Linked DNA regions of Mus musculus: region 2 is linked to region 1. Evidence: chromatin loops called from intact Hi-C (ENCODE). Cell type or tissue: gastrocnemius. All regions are shown on one strand. Each heading gives the region's core, and the rest is flanking DNA. Links, peaks and the distances in the headings are about the cores only. Region 1 has its middle 46 kb from the start of Gm36548. Region 2 overlaps Cdk6 (cyclin-dependent kinase 6).

Region 1 (8,338 bases), core at 154-8,153:
AGCTTTGGCCTGGGATATGGAGACAAGGGGAGGGCAGAAAGCTACATTTTAAGTTAAACTAATAATGACTGCCCCACTTCAATTGTTGTTGTTGTTATTATTATTATTACTTTTGCTCAAGTGTATAGAAATAGTTGGACTATTCTCTCTTTCCATGTGTATTAAGCTTTGCTCAGTGAGGTTCCACACTCAAGTTAGAGAGAGAAAAATAACTGGTGGCTACATTTAGGCTGTGTAAATGGACACTTGACATTCAGAACGGGATGATCTGAAATAGACATTGATTGGTATTCATCTTTGTTGTGTGTACTTTTATGCTAAGGCCTTTACTCTGGGAAAGTGGCTGTGTTACCAGCCCCCTCTCAGCTTGCCTTGAATCCATGGCTAAAAGACACATACACAGTTTGCTCCTTTTCAACTTTCTTTAGGACACAACTGCTGGGTGTTACTATCTCCCATCTGGAAAAGCATGTCCTTAATAATATTTCTATCTTCTCTCTTCCCACCTGCCCTACACTTCAGTGGCTAGTCCCACCAAGCCCCACCTCCTCCTGAGACCTCACATGACTGTTGGCTTCTTCTTCCCCCAAAGCACGGCAGAAACTCCTCCTCTCCTCCCTTGCTTTTCCTTGCCTCCTCCAGGGACCTAGAAGTCTCACCTGTCCCTTCCACCCAGCAATTGGCCCATGGCTTTCTTTACTGACAGATCAAGAACCAACTGGGGAATAGGACAGCATCAGAACCACCTCCTACAGATCTTGACCAAGAAATTATTCCATCATTTGTTTGATTTTCCCAATAAAAAATTAGAAGTGTGTTTTATTTTGAGAAAGAAAAAAGAAAAGAAAGCAAAATAGAAACAGTTTTAACCTAGCTCTCATTTTTTCTTGACTGGAAAAGACAAAGTGGCCACAATCGATTAAGGAAATGACCATTGTTTTCATGCCTTGAATTTTGTGAAAGATTTTTAGCTTTAGTTGTTTTCAAACCTTATTTTTAATGATGGTTCTTAAATGCTTTAACCTCCTTTTTAGCCCACCACCCACCAGAAGTTGTGGGAAAGAAAGGATGGGGCAGGGAGTAGATCTGTTTTGAAAGGCTACCTGGAGCAACTCCCATCTGTATTATCTGGAATATAATATCAGCAGTTCAGTTCCCATATTTGCAGGGGCAGCTCGATCAACTCGAAAACATAGATACATCAATAGTCCAGTTCAGTAGAGTCACCATAGCAAACAGGAATCAGCAGTGGTGGCACTATCTGTCAGAGACAACCAGGCCTCTGCCTTGGCTCGAATGAGCAGGAGGTACCAGGAGAGACAGCAAGAGAAGTCCTTGGCTGTGCCTCTCTCAGGGAAGCGAAGATCAATGAACAGGCGTTGCACAGCTAGCTATACCAGCAAGCCAAGCTCTGTCTCCATCACTCTGTGGAGTTCTATTTATACCCTCCAAATATCACGTGTCCTCCATGTGCCTTGCATCAGCACATGCATCCAATCAGCCTGAGTTTGCAGAGTCCCAACAAACTACACAATGTAAGGCGGACCAATACATGTGGTTAGCAAAGAATTCTTCATCACGTGTCCTTTCACGTGCTTGCCTTAGCAGAACATCTCTCTCCTGTGTCTGCTTCAGTGAAACGTTCCTTTACAAGTCTGCCTTAGTCTTTCACCAGTGTTCACTTCAGGAAAACACTCCTTCACATGTGCGCCCCAGTCAAACATCATCTAACACAACTGACTCTACAAAGAACACTTAAACATCTGTTTTAGCTTTGCAAGTAGACGTCTTCAGCAGATAAAGGGCACAGTGGGCACTCAGGGGTCCCTGCTTACTGCAAACCCAGTTGTGTTGACTATTTAACTGTGTGGTACATGAATTGACTTTGAGAAAAGCAAAACGCTTCACTTTCTTCCTGGTGTTTTTGGGAGGGTAAGCTAATTTCACATGTGCCAATGCTCTTAGAGATCTGAGTTTCAGAGCCAGCACGTACTAACCCTGAAGGAATCCAACACACAACAAATACCCAGTTATGTGTGGTTCTCAGTATGGTTTTCATGTGGCTTCAAATTGAACTTCCTGCAATAGTAATAAAGGCAACAATATCTATAGCAATAACTTGTAATAAAATTAACATCTATTAAGTTTTTTTTTTGTTTTTTTTGTATGTGGGTACCATGGGAAACACTTTATATGGATAGTTTTATTAAATCATATAAAATCCCAGAAGTAGTGGCTATATTAAGTCTTATTTTATGGTGAGGAAATTAAGTAATCTCCCCAAGTTCACAGAGCTATAGAATGCCAGAGATAGGATTTCAGGACAGTCAGTCTGTCTCCAACCGTATCCAACCTACCCTTTTGTTCTAGTGACTAATGGATTTACAGTGCCAGTCGGGATATGTTCAATGGGGATGCATTTAGTTAACACATAGGAGGATGGGGGTAGCGAGATTGAATAAAGGCTGAGTCAATGGCTTTGACTTCATTGACTCTTACTCGACTGGGCTAAATGAGCTCAGCCGACTCGGTGTCTCAGCGCACTCAGGAATGATGAAAGCCTTGCCCCCGAGTTAAAGGCTGTTGGTCTGGGAAAGAAGAGGCATTAGGAGGCTCTTCTGTTGGTTGTGGGATGGAGCAGATTCACAGAATAAAGGCCAAGAACATTCGAGTGACAACCTGTGCCCGTTAAGCTCACTGACAGCCAGAGCAGAACTTGTTCATTTACGGGCACCATTGAGAAGCCCTTATTATTCAACCTGTGTCTCCAGGGAAAATGTTTTCACCATTTAAAACAAAAAGCAGTTTGTCTCCACATCAATTTAAATCTTGTCGAAATGATGACGAGTCTTCACAGACCCTTTCCTCCATTGTCATCAGCCTTTGGGAAAGCTGGATCTTGTCCTGCAATTCCAAAGTGTGTTTTGAATTTGATGCGCAACCCTGAGTCCATTGACTGTGGATCAATTTGAACTTTTTTCCAGCGCTGCCTCATCTTACTTTTTCTAAGAGATACAGACAAAAGGAAAAGAAAGAATCTGCCTCAAAGGCCCCCGGAATGAGCCCCCCCCCAGCTGGCTTTCTCTGTAGTTGTTGTCATCCCCGAGAAATGCACGTATGTGTTGCAAACAGCGGGAGCTGTGGCATGCTCGCTGAGGATGGGTCCAGCCTCCCGCAGGACTGTGTGAATGGAATTCAGTATACACTGCAGCTTACAAATATTGTCCATTGTCATTTGTCCTCAACACTTGATAGATCAGTTTAGTCCAGAGCTCACTGATACGGAAGAGATATTGACTTGTCCCATTGTACAAACACAGAAAGGCCCAACCCCAAACCCTTGCCTCTGACCCCGAGCCCCATGTTCTATGAGCTGTGGGGTTGAGACAAGAAACTGCTAGAGCCAACAATGGCCCTGACAACCATACGTTATTGACTCAGACTGATTGGAAATTAAAGCACCAACCCAGGAGGAAATCCTGTACAGAGCTCGGGGTGTGCTCGGATGCTCTGTGCTGACGATCTCACTGAGTCATTATTCTCTGAAGAGAAGCAGACAGCCTACCAAATGCTTTTTGTCCTCTTTCCTTAGTGAAGTTTGGCATTGACTAAGGTGCCATGAGACGATGAATGTTTCATCTCTACCCTCCAATTCATATGACTTTTGGGAAGCCTTGTAACTTCTGGGTGTCTCCATTTAATTAGTTTGTGAGAAATGAGCAGTTCTATTGCTCACTTTCTAAATCATCCAAGACAGCTCTGGACTGTGATATGGACATCCATCCATGGGTTTAGGGCTGAGGTGAGATGCTGAGGAAAGCAGGCACTCACTTCTTCCCATGCTGGGCTCATCCTTCCTTAAGAATTGGGTAGCTCTTTGCATCCAACAGACAACAGTGTAGTACAGATCTGTCCTGTCTTGTTCTAGGTATCTTCCTTCCCCAAATATTATCAGGAACTTTCCCAATAGCCAAACAGACCTTGGGAGGTTGTGTTCATAAGGTAGCTTGTACTCCCTCTGCTGGCTGGCTTGTATTTCTACTCCTTAAAGGTTGTTTACTTTCAGTAAAGGAAATTTATTACGGGTGTTTTTAGTTTTTTGTGAGTACAACTTAGACAAAGCTTTTGATACTGTGTTTTCTGTGTCTGTAAGACTTACCATTTTCTTTAGCGAAAACAATATAGTCCCGGTCCGAAAATGTTTTATCAAGGTACTGTTAGTAAGGTTTAGCATTGCTAGCCAACTCCAATTAGTGACGTGAGATAGGAATGAAAGGACCATGAAGTATTAGCCGCTGCCATAAAACACTGAGAGGCTGCTCTAGGAACACGAGAAGAATCTGATTTTAATGGCAGCCTGAATCATCAAAGATTTGCTCGAATTTGTCAATTCGTAGTAATATCATGGAGCTATCATGCCGAGAGACTCAAGCTCTACATTCTGCTTGTGTTCTTCACTGGGTATGCTATAATGTTAGGCGATATAACAGACAGAAGAAATGCTATCTTGAAGAGAGTTCTAGCCAATGAATATAAAATGAGAGAATGGGAGTTCTAGCATTGTTTGCAGTTGCTAATTGACTAATAGTTCTCAGTGTGGGCATCAAAGCCCACCAGCCAGCCAGCTCTCCATGTGCTTCCTGGTGAGAGAACAGACCGCCACCTGTGCAGACGCCAGAGGTGTGGAATCAGAGATTGATAAATCCTTGGATCCAGGTGCCAGTAGACAGGAGTGCCAAAGGGCCCAGCCAGGAAGAGAAAGGGGAGTTGTCAGTGCTGCTTCTGTTGGCTGGGTTTTGAGCTCTGCTAGATAAATTCAATTTTGCCAAAACTCACGTAGTCTTAAGAATTTCTTCTTGTATATAATTTTGTATATTCATTTGATTTTCTATTTCGTTTAATCTGGTTTACCCTCTTAGAGCTCATTATAGGCTTAGATTAGAACTGGATGATAATGTGAGAAACTATTACAGATAAAGGTACTTAAGAGATGACTGGTTTTATGTTGTTGCCTCCTTCACCCAGGTACTGGGCTAGTTTTCCTCACAGGATTTATTGAGCACCTACTATGTGCGGGGCAGTTCTTACACACTGCTCCTTAACTCCTCAAAGGATACATTGTTCCTGTAACCTCAAAATCGTTACCTTGATTTTGCAGTTGAGGACAATGAGGTCCTGAAAGGGACAACCATTTTCTCCAAGTCACTTAGTTACTTGTGAAAACTGAGCTGAAGCCATACACTGAGCTCTTTTTCTCTTACCACAGGATACTCATTCACTATCTGCCTGCACTATTGCAGTTTTCATTATGTAATCAAAGCATCATTTTCTACACTGAATTTGAAATGAAATGGACCACGGGACTTGAGTTTCAGTGTGAGTTATAAGATTCGTTGCTTTGGGGTTAGCTGTCCTCATGCATAGCTATTTTGGCAAGCAGATGGAAGCGCATTTGAACATTAATAATTAAAGCATTGGGAACAGTGGTTCTCAACCTTCCTAATACGGAGACCCTGTAACACAGCTCCTCATGCCGTGGCGGCCCCCAGTCATACAATCATTCTGATAACTGTGATGATGCTACTGTGATGGATGGTAAATATCTGATCTGCGGCCCTAAGGGATCACGACCCCCATGTTAACAATCACTGCTTTAGAGGCTAGGAAGGCTGAGCTGGTAAAGTGCTTGCTCTAAGAGCATGAAGAACTGGGTTCAAGTCCCAGCATCCATGTGAAAACACATGCAGGGCTGCATACAATTGCAACCCCAGGGCTTGTAGGCAGAGACACAAACATCTCTAGGGTTCCCTGGAAAGACCTAGGGACCAGTGAGAGCTTTTGTGTCAATAATGTCTAAGCAACAACACATTGGCTTTCCCTCCACATTCATGCATGCACATGTGCATGTACTCCTGAACACACACACACACACACACACACACACACACACACACACACACACACACATACACACACACACACACACACATCTTAACCACTCCAAAATCTCAACTAATTTTTAATTTTTTCAGGAGAAAATATCCCTCATCCTTTAACATTTGGAAATGAGCCTTGACTGTGGGTTTTTTTTCCCATGTAATTAATAATAGATTTTTAAGGTACTTACGATGATTCTGGGAAGTGTTTCTTAGGTACTAGACCTCCCACATGCTTAGAAAACAATCACGTTAAACTTTCTCCCCTCCCCCTTACCCTCCCTTCTCCCTTACTCTCTCTTCTTCCACTCTTCTTCCAGTTCCCTCACATCCTCTTTCTCTCCCCTCCCTCTCTCTCTTCCTCCTCCCTCCTTCTTTCTTTCTTTCTTTCCTTCTTTCTTTCTTTCTTTCTTTCTTTCTTTCTTTTTCTTTCCTTCTCTCTCTCTCTCTCCCTCCCTCCCTCCGACCCTCCTCTCTCTCTCTCTTCCTTTCTTTCTTTCTTTCTTTCTCCCTCTCTCTCTCTCTCTCTCTTTCTTTCTTTCTTTCTTTCTTTCTTTCTTTCTTTCTTTCTTTCCTTCTCTCTCTCTCTCTCCCTCCCTCCCTCCTCTTTCTTTCTTTCCTTCTCTCTCTCTCTCCCTCCCTGCCTCCCTCCTCTTCCTTCCTTCCTTCCTTCCTTCCTTCCTTCCTTCCTTCCTTCCTCCCTCCCTCCCTCCCTCCCTCCCTCCCTCCCTCCCTCCCTCCCTCTCTCTCTCTCTTTCTTTCTTTCTTTCTTTCTTTCTTTCTAGTAGCTCTAGGGATTGACTTAATTGAGTGCTTAGTGCATGCTAAGCAATATACGGTCACCAAGCGACAACACAGGCCTAGACATTTTGTTTTTGAAGTGACTGGCTACCATTAGAGGAACTTGAACACTGCACAGACTCAGCAATGGTGTGTAGACCTAAAGAACAGTCTACGATGACTGATTCTTTATTACAGAGCAAAAATTATTTGGCTAAGTTAATTATGGGGCTACAACAAATAAATCTAACAGTGATGCCACGGGCTATGAACTCTGTGCATCCCCAAAGGGCCATGGTTCTTAGCTTGGTTGTCCATCAGAACTAGCTGAAGTGGGTATAAGTGACTACACAGTGCCGACACAGTACCCAAACTTCCCAGTTCTCTAGATGATGATTGAAGGCGTTGTAGTATCTAAAGTTCTCCAGATGGGCATTCATGTGCTCTGCTGTCTTTAATACCCAAGTACATTGTGTACTATGAAGAAATGCAAAATTATTTACTTTTTGGTCAGGGGTCTCATTTGGAGATGGGAGGCCATGGGAAGGTCTGCTCACTGGCTATCTTAGTTTGGTTGCTATTGCTGAGATAAAACACCAAGGCCAAAATCAACTTGAGGGGGGGAAAGATTATTTCATCTTGAGATTCCAACCAAGTCACCACTCCCTGAAGTAAGCAGAGCAGATATCTGGAGGCAGGAACTAGAATGAAGGCCACAGAGGAACACTGCTGACTGAATTGGTTTGATCAGCTTTCTCATAGACCCCAGGATCATCTGCTCAGGGACAGCCCTGCCCACACTGGGTTGGACCCATTCACATTAATCATCAATTAAGAAAATCATTCATAGGCCAAATTGATTGGGGCGTTGTCTCACTTAAGGTTCCCCATTCTCAGATGACTTGACTTTTTATCACTTTCACAAAAAACAAAACCAAGCAACAACAACAACAACAACAACCCAAACAACCTAGCCAGTAGTCTGGGCATTCCAGAACTCTAATTGGGAGACATTTCTCTATGCTACTATATCAGGGGTTGAACAAAGATAACAAAGAGAATTTGCCAGATAATTGTAGCCCCAAAGGCTATGAAAACTTTCTAAAATGATACCCTTTCTGATGAGAGATTGCATATACATCCAGACACCATGACTTGTATGACAAGTGCTTTATAGGGGCCCAAAAAACACAAGAGTCTTTAGAGAAAATGAGGCACGGAGGCCTCCTGTCTTTCTCCTCCATTTTGATCTTCTGAAATGCTTTGGTTGATGCCTGGGGTTGATCAAGATGTGATGATGTCACCTGCATGACACAGAGTGACACTTCTCCAAGTGAAGGTTCAGAATGACTGATCTCAGACACACTGACTTTCTCCAGCTGACGGCAAACTCTGTTTTCTTGTGACCCTGTGGACATTTGTGTCAGGACGACTCAGTTTCTTTGCTTATCTGATCTGAGCTAATTGTGGAGTAGGCTTGCTTTCTGGACACTGTAGCATTTTACCAAGAAAAAAAATTAGCTAGCATGGCTCTTTCTAACTTATCAAAAGCTGCCTGAGCTGGGCTACACTGCCGATCTAGACAGTCACGGTCAGTGTAAACATTTTAATTATAATTTGGA
Region 2 (8,338 bases), core at 78-8,077, 300 kb before region 1:
AGAGCCTCTTAGGAAACAGCTATATCAGGCTCCTGTCAGCAAGCTCTTGTTGGCATCTACAATAGTGTCTGGGTTTGGTGACTGTATGTGGGATGGATCCCCAGGTGTGGCAGTCTCTGGATGGCCTTTCCTTCAGTCTCTGCTCCACACTTCTGCAAAACCCCCTTTTTGTTCCAGTGCATACATGTGCAGGCTGGAGGTCGGCATCTGTGTCCTTCCTCTGCCATTGCTCCCCACTGTATCTTCTGGAGACAGGGTCTCCCACTGAACTTGACTCACTGAGCGATCAGATGGCCTGACTCTTTGAGCTCTAGTGTAGTGTCTGTCTTTGCCCTCTTAGCAGCAGAATTACGGATTCGGTTGCAGAAGATTCCTGACTGAACCATCACCCCACCCCTCAGCGAACCTTACTAAATTTCTTCTCATGCTTCTGTGGTTCACACACATGGGCATGCAGGTGTGTGCTAGGAGGGCGCCAGGGGTCCCTCTGTGCCTTATTCCTGTCAGGCAAGGTCTCTTGCTGACCCTGAGTGCACCTGTTACCTTTAAGCTGGCTACCCACCAAATTCCCAGATCTACCAGTCTTCTGACATCCAGCGCTGGAGGCTGGGGTCACAGGTACAAGCAGCCATACTGAGCTTTCTTGTTTTTAATGTGAGTGTTGGAAGTTTGAACTTGGTGCCTCACGGTTATATAGCAGGTGCCCGTATCCACTAAGTTATCCCCTCAGCCTTCCAAGCTATACTTATTTCTATGAAACCCTTGCTCCTCTATACTAGTCTGGTGACACAAACCTTTTCCACAGCACCTTCTCTGCAAGCTCTGAAGTGCTGTCTCCATTAAATTTATTTTTTCCTATGTGAAGCATTTAGCGTAGTCATCTACTGAGCATTTGTTGACTGAACTGTAAGCTCAGTGAGCTGCTCCTATGTAAGACACATTCTTGATAAGGAATCTCGTTTTAAAAAGTCTAATGCATGCTACCCTAACATATGATATGTTACTGCAATACAGCCACTTAAGTAAAGGGGATGAACAGCCAGCAGGGCAATCCATCTCTAAGGAAGGAGTCTGAAATCGCTGTTTTTATTTGCTACTGACATTTTTATTGTAAGAAGTACAAATGGTAAGGCAAATGCACAAACCATTCTCTGGTTTGCTTTCAACCAATTCGGCTGGCATACAAGTGAGGCCAATGATAGTGACATTTGAACAATGGTTTTGAAAGGCAATGAATTCAATGACCAGACAATAAATACATAAATTTGCATTCTAGCACCCAGTAAGACATCCAGTTTCCAAAGGAGTATTGATCTGTTACCCTCCAAATTTCCTGCCGGTCTCCTCTCCTGCCCTGTGACATAGAATGAACACTGTAGCTCTCTCTAGGGAAGTCCCATGTTAAGATGCCTGCATGGAGCCTGGAGTCACCACTCACCTGAGCTGCTTTTGAAAATGGACATATATGAAATACCCTATGGCTAGAAGTTGTGGTCTTTAGATGGTATCGACACAAACCTCTACTTTCCCATTCTTGTAAGTGGGAAGGGCTTGGATAAATTGACCAGTATTTTCATCAGCTCCAAGGACGGGAGCAAAGGCCTTCAGCTCAGGGCTTTGAAGAGCAACCTTAGAGATATCCTTTTATGCTTTCCCTCAGGAAGGCTGTGTAGAGTTTGCTATATGTAACCTAGGTTGTTTCTGATGGTGAGTAACCAGGAAAGGTAGGGTCGCCAGAGGAGATACGTCACATTCACCCTTGGATACAGCACAGGGTTCACAGGCCATTCAGAGAAAGGTCTTGGGGGTGGGAGTGGGGGACCTGGCAGGCCAACCTGGTAACTCCATCTGGAGGGCACAGAGAAGAGCAGAAGCGACATCAACACCAAGACTCCTGCCCAAATGCTTTTAAGACTGTGTTCTAGGCAGTGATTTCCCACAGTGCTTTTTGACCCGCTGAACCCAAAGCACCAAAACAGAGCATCCTGTAGCAGTGTGAGCAAACGGAATGAGAGCAATTATGCACCCAGAGGGAACGTGTACCCTGATGTCTGCACCGTGAAATCAAAATGGCAGAACGAATTTCAAGTATGAAAAAGCAAGGTAAAAGCAGAGACTGCATATGGACAGCCTACAGCAGCCTGGAATGTTTTTTTTTTTTTTAACCTGGGACTATAGCCAACAGCGAACGCTCTGCATAATGACTGGGTTTAAAGATCAGGACGTACAGGAGAAATATGCTTGAGGGCTTTTCTGACTGACATCATGGGTTCATTCTGTGCCCAGCACCAGGTATTATCTCTTGTTGACTATGGCTAGCCAAAGGCAAAGTGGGGGCGGTGGCTAGGCCTAGGCAGGCATACTTGGTGCTGAAAGTATTTCTCATCACATGCTTGATGCCTAACTTTCAGCCAAGGAGATGGGAAGCACCAAAGGGACAGGTCAGGGTAGTGGTAGGGAGCACCTTCGGGAAGGAAGGTAAGATGCAGGAAGATGCAGATACAGTGTGGGGATGCTAGACTCTTGGGGCTGGCTTACACAACCTAGATTAGCATCTAATGGGTGTGATTTCTACAGTTCTAGGACCATGATTTCAGTCCAGAAAATAGCGAGTTCAGTGTCTAAATGAAGATTCTTTTTTTTTTTTTTTTAACCTTTAAACATTTCCTAGTCTAAGAATAAGTCAAACAAAAAGCAGCTTACTGTGGTCTACAGCTTTGCTGAAGCCTCTAGAAGCTTTAACAAGTCCCTGTGGGAATACAGAAACAATACACACTTTACAGTGAAGCCATATACTTCTACGCACCTAGAAGGGACAACCCTGTAACAGTCTCTACTGCTAACACGCACCCTGGGCCGTGGCACGGCACCCCAGCACACGATGCTCTTCTGTGCCTAACACTTGCCCGTTAACCTTCAGCTCAGGACAGAAACCACAGCAGGGCAACTGCCTTTTGAGTTGTTGGGGATTCCTAGGTTTTATTGCTAGGATGGACTGCTTCTGTATACAGAATGTATGCCTGGAATCTGAAAACACGGGCAGGAAGCCTCAAGGCATACGCTACCAGTTCTGTTCCTACAGAACACCCCTCACGCTGATCCCTTCTCTACAGTACCACGTGTTCCCACCGCTGCCCAGGACACCTACGGGGGCACGGGGGCACTACATTGCTCGGAGCAGCTCTCTTCACACAACCAGACAGGAGGCAGCACCTAGACGCCTGCTCTGCCTAGAATCCACTTTGCTGGCCACCTGGCACAGTCCCTTATTGAAGGCAACCTCTACATGCTACCTTAACATTTGCTATAATTAATACCACACTATGCTAAACAAATCTCTGCCAGAAGCAATAGCTACAGAGTTCTGCTGCTTTGCCTCTTTTAATGTAAAAAGACACCTAGACACCAAAAGTGTTACACTTAACCTACTGAAATCTAGCAGTCGTGTTAAAAACGCAGGCAGCTTATTTGGGGGCATCACTGAATTTTTTGTTCAAGACCATGATAAGGAACATTAAATCCAAGCCCTAATATCTGCCTTTAGTTGCACTTTCACAGGAATGGTGTGAGGCTTAGCAATAAATAATATACATGAATAATAATAGAAATAACTTATGTAAATGTGGGACTTGATAAAAAATCCCCATCTGCTAAGTGCTCTTTCTATTATGCTATTAATTCAATGTGCTAATACATTTATCACTGTTCATAGGAAAATAATGAATAAAGGAAATGAAACATACATGAATACATTGTTGCAAATAGGACCAGAGTGGAAAGATACTTGACTTAAGCACTGATGTCAAGAAATGGATTACTGCTGGGATCTATTTTAACCATCCAGAGACTGAAGGTCAAACTCAGAGATGCTGGCGACCACAGGAATATTGCTGGCTAATATATGTTATTGCATTTCATAGAACTAAAGATTATGAAACTTCAAGTAGAGCACAGGGTCCCCCGACTAACCTCAGCTCACAATAGAATCTGGCTGGAACCCTGCTTGAGTAAGAAATGATAGAGTGAGACATAATTCCTGACCATCACTGCTTGGCTATGTGTCCCCTGAAAAACCAAAGCCCTACACTCAACAATATAATGGCATTATTTGTGTGACCTGACAATTCACACAGAAGCTTCCTCTAAATGGGAAAATCCTCTTTCTGTTCAAGGAATAATTTGCTCACTAAAGGAGAAAAAAGAAGAAAGTAGAAAGTAACGAACTCCATGCGTTTGCCAATTGAAGTAGAAGAGCTTTTCAAACTGAGACAGTTTCATATCTTTTCCCCACCATGGATGTATCAGATAGAAAACAGTAAAGTCAGAATTTCTCCTGCAATTATACATCTCAACCCCCACCCCCCAGCAAAACTTTGAGTGGGAGACATTTCATATAGGGCTTGCATCTCTACACCAGAGCTAGCTAGCCTAGTGAGCAAACTGTAGTTATTGTAGCTCAGAGGACAGCTCTGTGTTTCTCGAGCACCCTGCTTCCTAAGATGGCACAACAGATGGCTGAGGTGCAGCAGGTCACTGGTCCTCCCACAATATCCTGCTTGGCCTGGCTCCGCTGCCCCGCCCCCTGTCATTCAGCAGGAGTAGGGGTGGGGTCAGGCTCAGGAACTCCAGAATGGTGGCAGACCCAGGGGACCCTTGGCCTTTCACTGAGGGGCTTAACCTGAGATCTGCTTCAGTGAGAGCAGAGGGTTGAAAGAATCGATTTCTCAATGCTTGAGCACCTGGTCTGTGTAAATGACTGAAACCTCCCTGCCAGCCTTTCTGGAGTGAAGTCAGGCAGGGTGTGTGTGTGTGAAGTCAGGCAGTGTGTGTGTGTGTGTGTGAAGTCAGGCAGGGTGTGTGTGTGTGTGTGTGTGACTCATAAGGAATAAACTGCTTTCTGCCATGGTGTGGTACTGTGTCTGTTCATCCCAGTGTACTGTCACTATTGGCTCAGGGGGCTGGGTCTCTGAGAAAAGTGTGAATTTAAAATGTAGTATAAAAGTGACCTCGAGAGTAGAAAAACCAAAGCCTTATGCAGGTTCCTGTCTAAACTGTAATGTTCATATGTACTATATAACTGTAATTTAGGAATTGGAATGTAAGAGTTTGCACTTGTAGTTTATGTGCGTGTAAAACATACCAGTTCTTCCAGTATTTGTCGAGCACTGTGGTTCTTTAGAAAATGGTCTGCATACTCAGTTACAGATGCAGTGCTTCCTTTGTTCACTTGAGTTTAGAAATGACAGTGTCAAAAGGTCATGGATAGTGAGGGGTGAACCGCAGCAGACATGTCAAGGGCTGTGAGAGTTAGGACTGTCCCCCACTCCCAACCCCGCAAGGAGTTTTGCCATTTCTAATGAAACCGTGCTGCTCACAGACGAGGGCCGGCTTCAGGGAAGTTTTTAGTTGTATGTCCTAGAATTTCAGGTTATTTGGGTACATCAAAAATGTCTCTTAAGTAAAGGCCTTCTTTATTGCTTAAACATCACTCTCAAGCCTAACTTAGTCACTCAGAACCTAGCTAAAAAGCAAAACATATAAGCTGTAGAATATTATGAAGGCTGTTAATTGTCTGAAGGAATATGCTAGGTGATAGTTACAGATGTGCAGGAAAATAGTTACAAGTACTGTCTCTAGAATACCTCTCAGTCTTGGTCAGGTTTAGAGTTTTCTCTGAAAGCGCCACCTTGTGAAACACATTGGGATAGAGGAATAAACCCCACACTGACCTTAGGGCGCTGTGAATTTTAAAACTGACTTCTGTCCAACCTAACCCAACCCAACCCAACCCAACTCCAAACTACCTTCCATCCCCACCATTTGAACTTGGAATTGCTGCAACAGTATTTTGGTAGATGCTGGAGGGGGGGAGCTTGCATTTATTCCCAGGTGGCTATTTTTTGGAGGGGTCAGAGGACCAGAGCACAGAGGTGTGAACATCCTAGTGGAAGTCCTCTCAAGTTACCTAACTTGCTGAAAATAAAACAAACTGAAACCAAAACAAAACAAGAAAACCCTAGCAGAAAACATGAAGAAGAAGAAGAAGAAGAAGAAGAAGAAGAAGAAGAAGAAGAAGAAGAAGAAGAAGAAGAAGAAGAAGAAAGAAGAAGAAGAAGCAGCAGCAATTTGGCACTTTATTAGAAAAATTTGAAAGATCAAATTGAGAGAAACATTTAAAATTGATATCCCCTCTCTTTCAGAAGACAAGAGAACAACAACAAAAATAGTTTTGGCTTACTGGCTTATTTCCTTAAACAAGACCAACAAAGCCGAAACTGAGTTAGAGATGTTTGAGATATGCAATCCTACCTTGCAGAGGCGGGAGGCTGTGGGCACCAGCCCCTCCTGGCCTGTATAACTGGACTGAGCCTGTCCATAGGAAGGAAACTGGTGGGAGACGAAGGTGTCCTCATTTGAGACCACTATCACTAATCATTCCAGGACTCACACCTTGCACCAGGCAGCTTCCCCACTGTGGCAGATGAATGCACGGACACCTTCCTTAGGATGTACTTGGATGTAAGTATGCACAGGATAAGGGGTTTTTGTAAGGATGCACATGATCCCTTTATCATGGTTTTTGGATAAGGCTTATAAGTTGTCTATTCTCAGCTGCACGAGAGGCAAAGGCCTTTTAAACTTTAATTTTGTATAGATATTCTTAGGCATATATATGAGTAGAGCTTCAGATGGCTGCTTTCTTCCTATGAAACAAGAAATACAGAATTTGTGTATTTTGACATACCTAGTCCATAAGTGCTGAATGTGCGGGATGACTTATAATTATACTTAATTATAATTCTTAGAATATACTTAAAGGCAAACAAATATGGTTAACAATTTATGTAAAAATTAAAATAACCTTAAACATACTGTTGCCACTTTTTTGGTAATTTTTAAAGATTAAGAAATTATACAATGTCTTTAATTTCATGTTACAAGCAAGCATGTATTCTTCCAATGGCTATCCATATGTGCTTACACAAGTGTCACACTGGGATGGGGATTTTCAATGTTATTCTTTCCTAGACTCTACTATGTGACAAAAGTGTGCTTTAAGAAAATGTGAGCCACTTCTGTGCTCATCATAAAAAATAGTCAGCTGTCATGGTGGTGCATGTCTTTAGTTTTAGCAGGCAGATCTACATGAGTTCAAGGCCAGCCTGGTCTACACACTGAGTTCCAGGATAGCCAGGGCTTCACAGAGAGACCCCATCTCAGGAAAAACAAAACAAGACAAGACAAAAAGCCAAAACCAAAATCAGGTTTTCTCCAGAAGAGGAGTTCTTTGGACAGAAGATTGAAACAACTGTGATGTTTGAAAGTTGACATGATTTAACTCCCACAGTGACGATGGCTGTGACTGGCTTTAGTAGTCACAGCTTTTAATAAAGCAGCTATGTTTACTTAAAAGACAAGTTCAGGACATTCTTTAAAACTCAAAATGCTTGCTCCTGACTTTCTCAAGCAAGTTGGCTAGCACCCATTGCAGGGTGGACGGCACAGCTTTCTATTCAAAGGAAAGTATTGTCTTTGAGATAGCAGCACCCTGTGCAACTTGGGGTCTTCATTTTTACTTAGCACGACCATGTGGAGGTCCTATTTTTAAGTGAGCTTCTGAGCTGAGTTTAGTAAATCACTTGGGGCTAAATTCAAGTCTACTGGTCAGAGAGTGGGTCCTGAGAGAAAAAACATGACAAGCTGGGGGCAGAAATGGCCCCGTGCTACCTGAACAGCTTCTCCATGGCTTAACCGTCTGTCGTCTTTAAAGAGGGGCTGAATAGGAGGCGGCGGGCCACTGGGTGCTCTCAGGTACTCGGCAACTGTGTTTCTAAGGCTGTCAGGTTAGGACTACTCACCTGTGAGGTTAGGGGGTCTAACTGGAGAACCCGCCCTACCCTCTTTAAGAGGTTGTTGTAACTCCAGCCAGTCCTGTAAATGGTAGAGTCTCTGGAACCAAACCTTGAACAGAAGCTATTCGGTATATTCTTGCCCTAGTCTCACTAAAAGCTGCTTCAGTGGAACCTCAGGGCAGTAGGGTCTCCTCAGTGAATCAATGGTTAGATTCTGACAAAGACCTGTGACTGGATGAGGCCATCTAAGGATAAGCGGCACACAGTAAGCTCTTCAGTTTACTCTATGTTTCCCTGGGCTACTAAAGACCCCAATGGCAAGTCTCCTTGTGTGAAAACCGGGTTTCAGAGGTGTGAGTCTGATGTAAAGACATATCCAGAGAGCACCTATATGAATGAAGAGCTGGCCAGACATATGATGTCCTGAGAGGTTGCGGCGCCCTTTCTCTACCATCCACCACAATACGCCATGTTTCTAATACCAA

What was found. A loop is a pair of places that touch in the nucleus more often than their neighbours do. Peaks named below come from ENCODE experiments on the same cell type or tissue, not always from the same donor. Only the 100,000 strongest peaks of a DNase experiment are listed, where the experiment ranks them.
Region 2: a loop joins it to region 1, with 4 times the contacts of the local background. A loop is called at or near these places in 18 of 42 quality-filtered maps.

Annotation. Positions count from the first base shown.
Region 1 is chr5:3,219,689-3,228,026 of GRCm38, reverse strand. No RefSeq gene overlaps it. Among named protein-coding and RNA genes, the nearest start is that of Gm36548, 46 kb to the left of the region's middle. In gastrocnemius, for the core only: a CTCF peak has its summit at 4,032 (motif pointing left); a DNase peak (open chromatin) is centred at 3,998.
Region 2 is chr5:3,523,754-3,532,091 of GRCm38, reverse strand. Cdk6 (cyclin-dependent kinase 6) reads right to left here. Exons shown (of 8, transcript NM_009873.3): 8 at 1,084-8,338. Among named protein-coding and RNA genes, the nearest start is that of Fam133b, 16 kb to the left of the region's middle. In gastrocnemius, for the core only: no CTCF peak of the experiment used is centred there; a DNase peak (open chromatin) is centred at 4,572.